2 separate regions of the Homo sapiens genome follow, and region 2 is linked to region 1. The links are chromatin loops, found by intact Hi-C in ENCODE. Cell type or tissue: CD4-positive, alpha-beta T cell. All regions are shown on one strand. Each heading gives the region's core, and the rest is flanking DNA. Links, peaks and the distances in the headings are about the cores only. Region 1 overlaps KCNAB1 (potassium voltage-gated channel subfamily A regulatory beta subunit 1). Region 2 has its middle 15 kb from the start of LINC02029.

The links. A loop is a pair of places that touch in the nucleus more often than their neighbours do. Peaks named below come from ENCODE experiments on the same cell type or tissue, not always from the same donor. Only the 100,000 strongest peaks of a DNase experiment are listed, where the experiment ranks them.
Region 2: it touches region 1 in a loop (5-fold over the local background); 1 of 110 quality-filtered maps calls a loop at or near these places.

The regions. Positions count from the first base shown.
Region 1 is chr3:156,481,793-156,487,170 of GRCh38, forward strand. The region is part of intron 8 of KCNAB1 (potassium voltage-gated channel subfamily A regulatory beta subunit 1); the gene reads left to right. Among named protein-coding and RNA genes, the nearest start is that of KCNAB1-AS1, 38 kb to the left of the region's middle. RefSeq lists enhancers at 1,270-2,469, 1,703-1,962, 1,993-2,082. In CD4-positive, alpha-beta T cell, for the core only: no CTCF peak of the experiment used is centred there; DNase peaks (open chromatin) are centred at 1,819 and 2,669; H3K4me3 peaks cover 1,642 bases; H3K27ac peaks cover 3,177 bases.
Region 2 is chr3:157,064,375-157,069,752 of GRCh38, forward strand. No RefSeq gene overlaps it. Among named protein-coding and RNA genes, the nearest start is that of LINC02029, 15 kb to the right of the region's middle. RefSeq lists an enhancer at 271-400. In CD4-positive, alpha-beta T cell, for the core only: no CTCF peak of the experiment used is centred there; a DNase peak (open chromatin) is centred at 2,887.

The DNA of each region.
Region 1 (5,378 bases), core at 216-5,215:
TATCCTCACAGAGGCTCACTTTCCTCACCTGAAAACAGAGGAAACATAAAGCACCATCTGAATGAGTTAACAATGTGGTTACAGCACCTCACTCACAGCTGGGGCAAACAAACGTAAGCTCCATTTCTAGAATGCCCTAGGTAAGGCATGTAAAACTCTCCTTTCTCTGGATCTCTTCTCAGAGGTAATCATGGGAGAAGTCCAAGGCCCTGAAATTATAATATGATGAAAATCTAATGGAGATAGCCAAGCTGCAGGGCTGCACAGGATCTGTGATGAAGTCATGTAAGATTCAAGCCATGGAGTTGGCAGTGTAATTTTCTTATAGCCCTTTTTTTCCTCCTAAAATTTTGCTCTGAAACTCTTTATGCCCTTTAAGCTGATTTAATCATAAATTTTCCAGGGTTAATCTATTCAGCCTGAAAGGTGATCTTGTGCCTGTGACTTTATTTTCAAAGATGTCTCTAGAAAAAAAAAACAACTCAATAATAGGATTAACTCATTCATTCAGTTGATATTCACTGAATACTTACTATTTAAGCACTGTTTTGGGCACTTGGAGAAGCAGAAGTTAATAAACAAAAATCCTATCCTTAGAAAAATCACATTCTTGTTGGGGAGACAGACAAAAAGTTAGTAAGAAAGTTACATTAGATGGTGATAATAGAATGGAGAAACAAACTAATCATGGGAGGGGGCTAGGAAGTTATGGGGGTAGATTTTAGTTAGGATGACCTAATAGGAGGAAATGGTGGGCAGTGGGGAGGGGGTTTGGAAAATAGCTTGGACTCCTCCAAAATAGCAAAGGTATGGCATTAAGAGTCAGACCTCAATTCAAATCCTCTTTCTGTTACGAGCCAATTGATCTTAGGCAAGTTATTGAACTTCTCTTGTCCCTGGTTTTCTTATCTGTAGAACGTAGGTAATAATATCTGCTCTATAGGGTTATTGTGAGGATTATTTGAGATAATATACACAAAATGCTTAGGATGTTGCCTAGTAACTACTCGAAATTTAGAGCTACCATTTTTGTTATTATTACTGTTTGTATAGTACTGCTGTAATTTTTTTATGCAGGAAATTACCTTGATGCAATTGTAGTCTCCAGGTCTACTACCAGGTTATCCTAGAGGTCTCAAAGAAGAAGGCTAACACAACAAATTAAGATGCATGAGTCACATGGTTTATCAAATCAATTAAAACACATTATGAGAAGAAAGAGGGGAAGAGATAGGGACAGTTAAAATAATTACACTAGAATTCACGCAGGAGAAAGAACCCAGCTACTTAAATCTTGGGACACACAGTGCTCATGTGACCTGTTCTCTCTATCTACCACATTGACCTTCTCCGTGGTGTGATTATATAGGTCAAATCTGAGGTTTCAGCAAGGGGCTCAGCAAGGAAAAGATGCCCGGGTCAGTAGTATACTTGGAAAGACACAGGGACAAGCCCACCTGGCCATGACCTGTAGCTCATCATTTGGCCTGATGAACAGCTAAGGACTATTTGCATTCCTTGCACAGAGGATTTCTGTGGCTAGAATGGGGGTCACCAATGGGTGGCTGACTGAAGACTTAAGTTCTCATATTTTATGTATTTATATTTAGTATATTTCAAATGTTTGATGTCGTATGCATATGGATATGTTGTCAATATCACCTCTTTCCATTCCTCCCTCCTATCTGTGTTCAGCATGCACATTCTCTACTTTGTTGATGGCCACTATGACTCAGGGGTTACTAATCCACTTAGTTTTACCATGCTCATCATATAAATTCTGCCTATGTCTCACAAGCTACTTGCATCTCCACCCAGTTTCATTTATCCTCTTTCTTTGTTTCACTTTCTTTCTTGAGCAGAACTGAATAATCTTAAGTCATACAGCAAAGGCACATTACAGAGTTCACCACTCTCAGTTGTTGACATGTTGCCTCAGGTCCGGCAAATCTTCCAGGCCTGTTGAAAAATTTCCAGCATTAACAAGAGGCCCACAAAGTTCTGACTGTGGATCATTCTGATATGCATCTATAAGAACAGAGCCCCTGGTTAACAAATGATCTTTTCCAACTGGGTTCCATAGAAAGAACAAGAGCTTTAGAGAAATTACCTTTACTAGAACTACTGAGAAGTTAACAATTGCCAAGGCTGCAGAAAATATGTGAAGAGCTGGCTTTAAAGAAAACTATACTCCAGAAAAACAATTGTACTCATCTGGTGTTGTATTTTCCGCTTTCTTTGGAAATCAGTGATTCCCAACCTTATTCCATAAAGTCCTGGTTTGAAGGGAAGATTCTAAAGAAGGATATGCTTATATGCTATGCAGTTTACTTCCTCTATTTTCTCTCCTCCCTCCCCCACCTTTTTTTTCTTTCATGACATCTTTACTCAACAGCGAAGGCAGAAGAGATTCAATCTGTATCATTCAGTAAGTTAAAAAAGGAAAAACAAGGTGGGCCAAATGTTTGGGAGACTATTGTACCTTCTCACAACAAGTCTGTGGACTTCACCAAGCTCCAAAAGGATGCTTTTTTCTTCTTCTTCTTTTTCCCTTAAGTTGTTTTTAGTTAAGAAAAAAGAGAGAGAGAGAGGGAGAACAGAGAGTGCTTCTGCTCACCCCAGCTGTCAGGTGAAAAACAGAGCTGCTTAGTATTCTGGGGCTGTGGGTTTATGACTCATGTGCACTTCCTTCTGTGAGTTGTCATTTCTCTGAGAGATATTTGGAGTTGTGACAAAATTTAACTCCATATTCTGAGGGGATGTTGACTGGATCTCAGGAGAATTCATTTCTGTAAGTTCCTCGATCTGCTGCAGCAGATCTGCAGTGACATGCAGAGGACTTGGAGACTAACATGACTTAGCAGCAACACACTCTGAGGGTTTACTGGCATGCTGATTGAATGCAGTGAGCAGAGCCACCTGTGTCAGGGTAATCGAAAATTCTCAGACAGCCGGGGATAAACAAATACCCTCGAGTCTCTCTCTTACTTTCTGTACAAAAGGAAGTATTAATAATGAGAGTAAGTGGTTTTGTTAACCCCCCTCCTGAATATTTAATATGTGTCCTAAAAAAATATGAGGTCTGCAATCAGAAGGTGAGGGCGTTAGTCTTAGGTATATAAACTTGGCTGAGTTGCTCAGACCTTCAGCTTCTCAGTTTTTCATTTGTAAAATGGGAAGAATAAAAATATTCTAGCTATTTCCAAGATTGTTGTGAAGACAAAATGAGATAAGTGGAAACATGTTATAAATTGTAATTGTCCTGCACAAATATTTTGAGGTTGTTGTTGTTACATATGTTTACACTTTTAGGAATATATAAACCTTGGAAGATGTAATAATCAAAGTTTCAGCCAGACACCAAGAAACAATTGAAATGACATTTTAGAGTGAGATGCCAGTTCTCCATTTGTACTTTCAAATGAAGTGTGCAAGAGCTTGTTCCATAGCTCTTTCTTCCCCCAACTTTTTATTTTGAGAAATTAAAAACTTATAGAAATGGTGAAAGAATAAACACCCAATACTCTTCACCTACATTTACCAAATTGTGCCACATTTTGCCTTTGTTTTTCCCTCTCTTGTTCTTTGCCATTGTGACATTTCATTCATAAATATTTTCTCCAGTATCTCCTGAGAATAAGGCATTCTTCTATATGACCATAACACAATCATCATACTCAAGAATATTCAAGCCATATTCAAATTTTCTAAAATGTCCTTTATAGGATTTATTTGTTTTGCTTTTTTGGGGGGGGCATGAATCCTGCAGTACATTTAATTGTCATGACTGTTAAATTTTTTTATTTTATTCTATTTTAGATTCGGGGGTACATGTGCAGGTTTGTTACATGGGTATATTACATAATGCTGAGCTTTGGGCTTCTAGTGAACTGATCACCCAAATAGTGAACATTGTACCCAATAGGGAGTTTCTTAAGACTCACCACCCTGCCACCCTCCCCTCTTTTGGAGTCCCCATTGTCTAGTATTTCCATCTTCATGTCCTTGTGTAGCCCTTGTTTAGTTCCCCCTTACAAGTGAGAACATGACGTATTTGATTTTCTGATTCTATTTCACTTAGAATAATAGCCTCCAGCTCCGCCCATGTTGCTGCAAAGGACATGATTTCATTCTTTTTTCTGTCTGCATACTATTCCATAGTATTTTCCACACTGTTTTCCGAGGGCCCAGGAGGGTTGCTGCATCCCATTGCTGGTCCTGTTCAGGTTGATCACTCGATTCAAGTGATGTCTGCCAGGTTTCTCCCCTGTGACAGTACCTCTTTAACTTTATAACTAATAAATAACCTAGAATGTGATTATTTGAGACTATGTGAATAGCCTGTCCCCCACAACCTTGTTTTAGCACCCACCAAGGATCCCTGCCTGTGTCCGCTTTTATAAGGAGGGCTGTGAGACGGTGCTTTCCTGATTCCATCAGCTCCTCTTTCTTTAGGAGTTGGTTTTCTTCTACAAAGAGAAGCTTTCCCTTCTGCTCTTACCCTACTCTCTGTTCAGTGACTCTGGAGCTCCTCACTGGCTTCAAAAGTATAAAAGTTGAGAGAGGGGAGTAAAGGGGGTCTAGTGAGAAGGGCACGTATGAAGAAAACTGTGCTGTGAGCTCCATCCACCCCAGCATGGGAGAAGGCTGCCTCTTCATTGCCACCCTGGTTGGGATGGGGGTTTGAAGGCCATTCAGATGGTTTAAAACATTACCCCCATGACTGGGGAGCATAGTGGCCTAGGAGCTGATGCATGCCTGGAAAATCCAGGGGTAAAGAGGTGGGCTGACTATCTGTCTTGGTGGCACCACTGGGGGAGTGCTGACCTCCTGGGACTGGTAGGGAAGGTAGTTACAAATGTCTCCTGTGTGGGGTCTTCTTGAGTCCTGCCCTTCAGGGCCTCCTGGAGGATGAAGGCTGGAGGACAGGGATTTGAGGGAGAAAATAGAGAAACAGAGAAACCAAACATACCTGACACTCTTGTAGTCTTCTAGCCTAAACAGGTCCCAGCTTGGGCAGAGGAAAAGAGTTTGAGTTTGAAGTTTGATTGAGATTGTTGGAGGATGTGCTTATGACTTAAAATGACTTTAGGTCTCTGTATTACCATAGAATGAGCAGAAAAGATGTGGGACCAGTCTGAGTTTTCATCAAGGCCAAAGGATACTTGCTCTACTGAATGTTAAGGACCAGTAGGAGATTTAAAAAAATTAAGCTGAAGGATTACATTATCATTAGTTATGCTTGTTACACGTTTAAATACCTAAGTTTAAATCTGACTTAAATTACATGCACATGCCAAAAAAATTTAACTCTTAGTTTCAGAAACAAATTTGTTTACTTTATATGAAAATACCATTAAGTCCAATATAACTGGAAG
Region 2 (5,378 bases), core at 202-5,201, 580 kb after region 1:
CACGCCTCATCCCAGTGGCTATAACTGAAGCCATTGGCCCTGCGTGTGCTGCTTCTGGTACCCGCGAACAGAAAGAAGAAACCCAGTTCCCCTCAGGCACCCTCATCATTCAGCCAGGCAGTGATAGGAAGAAAAGGGGAACTGATAACTTTCAGGAACAGAAGCAAAGTAACACAAATCTCATGGCACTGTGGCACATGACAAGTCACAGGATCAGGGCGGGGGTTCATGCAGGAATGTAACACGGGAGATGAGCTGCCCTTGAGGACAGGGCGGTGGTCAGGAAATGGCAGACTCCACTCTTTCTGAAAAGAGGCCAGGAGTCCTGGTCTCAGGTCCTTGGGTACTGCAGAGCAGACGTCATTAGACATTTCCTTTGAGTAATCAGGACTGCAGGTAATGAATTACTCCCTTGGGAAGTGGGTTTGGGGCTGCAAAGTGGGGACAGTGATCCTACACTGATCTCCAGAGTCAACTCAGTCTTCAAGAGTACATTCTAGAAAGACTTTGGGATCTTTACATCCACAGAGCCAAGGCAAGATCCCAAGAGCTCTGGAGAATGCTCTTTCAGAGTCCCAGAGGAGTGGAGAAATGACCATTTGGTCCAGGACACTTGCTGATTTGGGAAGGGGCGGCCTTGCCAGTCTGTGGAGCCAGGGTCTGAGTAGAATCATCACAGAGTACTCTGCCCAGAAAGAGTTACAGTGGCCCCACCACATGCAGAATTTAGAAACTGCCATGCCATACAATACTAGTAAAAATATTAACAGGGTTCCAGTTTTCCCCACGATAAACACTTCAATATTTTTTTCTAAAATATCAAATCATTTCCATTTTTTCTCATTTTCTAGGGCTTTGTTTGCCTAGTCTGCTTCGGGTAACGATGTGCTAGGCATGGCCCCAGGAGGCTCCAGCAGACTTTGTTAACTGGCAAGAGGCTGCTTTTGTGCATCACAGCAGGAAGAAAGTCTACATGTGAAAAGCTTCCTGCTTGGAACATGGGGGTCAAGAGGACTTGCTCCTAAGGAGGAGAATATCTGTCCTGGGCAGGCTCTGTTCTCCCCCACAGGGCTTCTCTGGGTGGGCCCCTCAGCCCCATCTGCAGAGCGGAGGCTGAAGGACCAAGAGCAGGTCATGTGGGTCTGAGGGCACCTGGGATGAACTGTCACCCTGAGAACTATCTGTTGAACGCAGCCTTCTCTTCGGTGACACTTAGTCCCAATCTAAGGGTCTCTGGCATGGAGCGTGTCAACTCAGCATGCAAGCTCTGCTGCACCGGCCATCCCTCTTCCACAGATGCTCTTGCCTGCCTTTCCCTGTACTCAATCCCACCCTCGCTCTGTGTCCATCCCTAAACCCACTGTAGCTGGAAGTCCATTTCTCTCCTTCTATGGGGCACTTACATTCTTCTGACCTTTCACCTGTGTTGCCTACACTTAGCTTTTCCTTTTAACTTTTAATCTGTTTTGGGCTCATATCTAAAGTCTATCATATGCTCCAGAAGGCCAGGGTCATTTTTTTTTCTATTCTCTGTGTGTCCTGCACAGTCCCTAACACATAATAAGTGCTCCTCTGTGTCCCTTTTTCCTCAAAAAGCTTGCTGATAATAGCTCAATTACAGGACACATACATCACCTTCACACATTACCTAGAACAGTGGCCCTTAACCTCTTAAGAGTGACTATATTCTTAAGAATATAGTGAAAGCGACAAACCCCTCCTCAAAAAGATGCACATGGACATATATGGAAAAATTGCTTCATGCAAATTTCAGGATTTTACAGCCCCTCTGCAACCTGTTCAGCCATTGACTCTAAGCTAAGAAACACTGTTTAAACCGGTTCTTTTAACTGCACTGCGAGGTGGCTGCACAGACATTGTGGCCTGTGTTTAACAGGTGGGAAAAACTGAGGGTTGGAGATGGGGAGAGACTCCTCCAGACTGCTCTATATGGTTGATTGGTGTGGCTCCTTGCCCAGTGCCCACATCTCCTTTGATATCTATTTTGCAGATTTGCCCTGAGAAGTGCAAAATCAACACAGAAATATCTCTTCCATCAGTACCTGTGCATCAGGGCAGAAACTGTAATTCTTGTCATTCTTGCCCTTGCTATGATGTTTGGCATCTGATGAAACAGTGCCTCACAAAGTCCAGCTGCAATTCTTGCCAGGGCTGAAGCGAGTTCCTCTCCTGGTGTCAGAGGACAGCTTGCTTATTGTTGTAAATTTTTTATTTTCTCATCAGAGGCTCCCAGCTGTCTCTCCAAATCTGAATACAAGAAGTCAAATGTGAGAGCAGCCAGGTGGAGTTATTAGCATTGCGGCAGACCTTCTCATCTCAGCAGCTGCATCAGTTATTCTCGTGTGTTGGCTTGAGATGCCCTGCACCAAACCATGGGCCCTTTACTCAATCGACCCCATGATTCGGAAGGCCCCGGCATCTCGGCAGGCAAATGACGTGATGAGGAAGGAGTCATGGAAGGGCATTGAGCCAGCACCTTACACAGCAGCTTCAGTTTCCACTGTCAGTGCGTGATATGTGAATGAAAATCCCTGCGTAGTCATTAATGCATAATGCCTCAGTCACTGCCTCAAAAATCAATCTTTTACTGCCTCAACGAGGAAAAAAAACAATCCCACTGCTCTCCCAGGCCCTGTAGTGTGAGTCTATCATGGCCACTTGGGCATCACTTGGGCTCAGCTCCCTGACATGACAGAGTGTAATAGCTTCATAAAAAAGCAAGAGTGGTGGTTTTTTCAAACACCATTTGCTGTGTTTGAACAAATGTGCTTCATCACAGCTCCGCCTGCCTGTGGGCTGCTCTGTAGCTGACAGATAGCCCCAGCCTAAGGAAGCTAAGGTAAAGATACATGAAGTTCACCTTCCTGCACACTCAAAATATTCAAATCTTCTCTAACCACAGCCACAGGGCTCGTGCCAAATAGGTGTGCCCCTTCCTTGAATTTGTATGTGTGAATATTTCAAGCAGTGATGGCCCTGTATACCTTCTAAGGAAAAATATGTCTCTCAAATCAGCTGTTGTTGTTACTTTTTGCCCTTGTGGTTTCCCGGCATGACCCCAGGCACCTGTTAGTAGCTGTTGTGCTCCAAGACCACAACCTCCTAAACAAAGGTATTTATATTTCAAAGGGGATGAGGCCTTATTCAGTTCCTTCCTTCCCCACCTCCTTTAAGAAAATTCCAGCATTTGGGCTGGGCGTGGTAGCTCACTCCGGTAGTCCCAGCACTTTGGGAGGCCGAGATGGGTGGATCTCTTGAGGACAGGAGTTCGAGACCAGCCTGGCCAACATGATGAAACCCCATCTCTACTAAAAACACAAAAATTAACTGGGCATGATGGTACATGCCTGTAGTCCTAGCTACTCAAGAGGCTGAGGCAGGAGAATTGCTTGAACCCAGGAGGCAGAGGTTGTAGTGAGCCAAGATCTTGCCATGCACTCCAGCCTGGGAGACAGAGTGAGACTCCATCTCAAAAAAGAAAAAAAGAAAAGAAAATTCCAGTGTTTGACTAGCGTGCACTGTGATAGCCTGTCAGGGAGAAATATTTGGCCAGAGGTGTAAGTGGCTGCTGTGCACTGTTGTGTTAAAATGACGGTGACTCTAGGAGTCAGGACACTGTGTAGGACATCACTGAGCATCATGTCTGGTACTTTCTCTCAGCCTCCTTTGGGAATCACCTGCATCAGTGGTTCTCAACCAGGGGTAGTTCAGGAGACATTGTCAATGACTGGGGATACTGCCAGTGTTTTTGATATCATAACTTGGGAGGAAGAGGAGGAGGAGGAGTGCTACTGGCATCCATTGGGGAGAGGCCAAGGATGCTGCTCAACATCCAGCAGGGCACAGGACAGCCCCCCACAACCAAGAATTATCCAGCCCAAATGTCAATGGTGCCAACGTTCAGAATCACTGGCTACATTGACTAAGTCACTGCCACTTTCGCACTACAGTCTGTTCCAATAATCTGTGGTAGAGATACACATCTGGATAGGAAAATTGTCATCCTTCTTCAATTCATTTAAATTTCATAAAAATGTATTGGATGTCTAACCTGTGTAAGGGCCATGGGAATGATGACAGAGAGCGTCTCGGCCTTCCAGAAACTTAAGTCCAGTGACAGAGACAGACAAGTGCGTACCAACCATGCAATGCCATATCAGGAGCGGGTGGCGAGTGCTGTCACAGCATACAAGGGGCTGGGAACCTGAGAAGCAGAGATGACCTCCAGCCGGCCCAGAGGGCAGGCAGGCTATGCAAAGTTTTCAGAAAAAAATAGATGTGAGCTGTGGGGGCTGCAGGGATGAGGAAACCTCACACAGGTGAAGCAGGACGGGGAGCTCTGAAGACTCAGGGAAGAATGTGAGCAAAGGCAGAGATGCTGCCTGGTGGGATGGTGGGAAAGGAAGTAAGGGGCTGACTTCTGTGGCTTGCCCTAGGCCGCCTGGTGCACTAGGGTGGAGGAGGCTGACTTTCTTCCTTTTGTTACATTTACTATTTTGGAATAGTGGGCCACATATTTACATTTCAGACTTTTATAGTCTCTTCCTTTGTTTGCTACGGTCACATTAATATTCAGTAGAGAATCTTGCCATTTTTATGCAGTATTTAGTGGAGAAGAGACTTTTCACCTAAAAGTAAATTACAAGTTTCTCCTGCAGAGAGTGGTAGCTCATGCCTGTAATCCCAACACTTTGGGAGGCTGAGGTGAGAGGACTGTTTGAGACCAGGGATTTGGGACCACTGGCAATATAGTGAGACCCCATCTCCACAAAAAATAAAACAATTAGCCTGGTGTGGTGGCGCACGCCTGTTGTCTCAGCTACTCCGGAGGCTAAGGTGGGAGAATCGCCTGAGGTGGGAGCATTGCCTGAGCCCAGGAGGTCGAGGGTGCAGTGAGCCATGATTGTGCCACTGCACTCCAGTCTGGGTGACAGAGCAAGACCCTGTTTCAAAAAAAAAGATTTCTCCTGAGGCCAGAACTAAATAAGCTGCTGTATTTGGTTCAGTCGTTAGTAATTCACATGAATCACAATTTGGTTTTAGAAAAACTCATTTTTAGTGCATATATTTGAAAATATCTCAGAATCATGGATTCCAGAGACGGAAGAGATCTTGAGAAATGCTCAGGTTCAGTTTTGTCTGGTCCAACCAGATAAGCTATTTTCGTCATCATTTCACAGATGAGACAATTAAACATCTGCACATTTTAGACAGAAAATAAGCCTACGTTAAGTGGCAGGATTTTTAAACCTGATGCATTTGCTAAGTGGTGCAGTACTCGAGATTTGGAGGTGAGAGAGTAACTATTGTCCAGACTCAATTGCCCAGAGATCAAGGAGGTAGACTTGGGGGTAGAG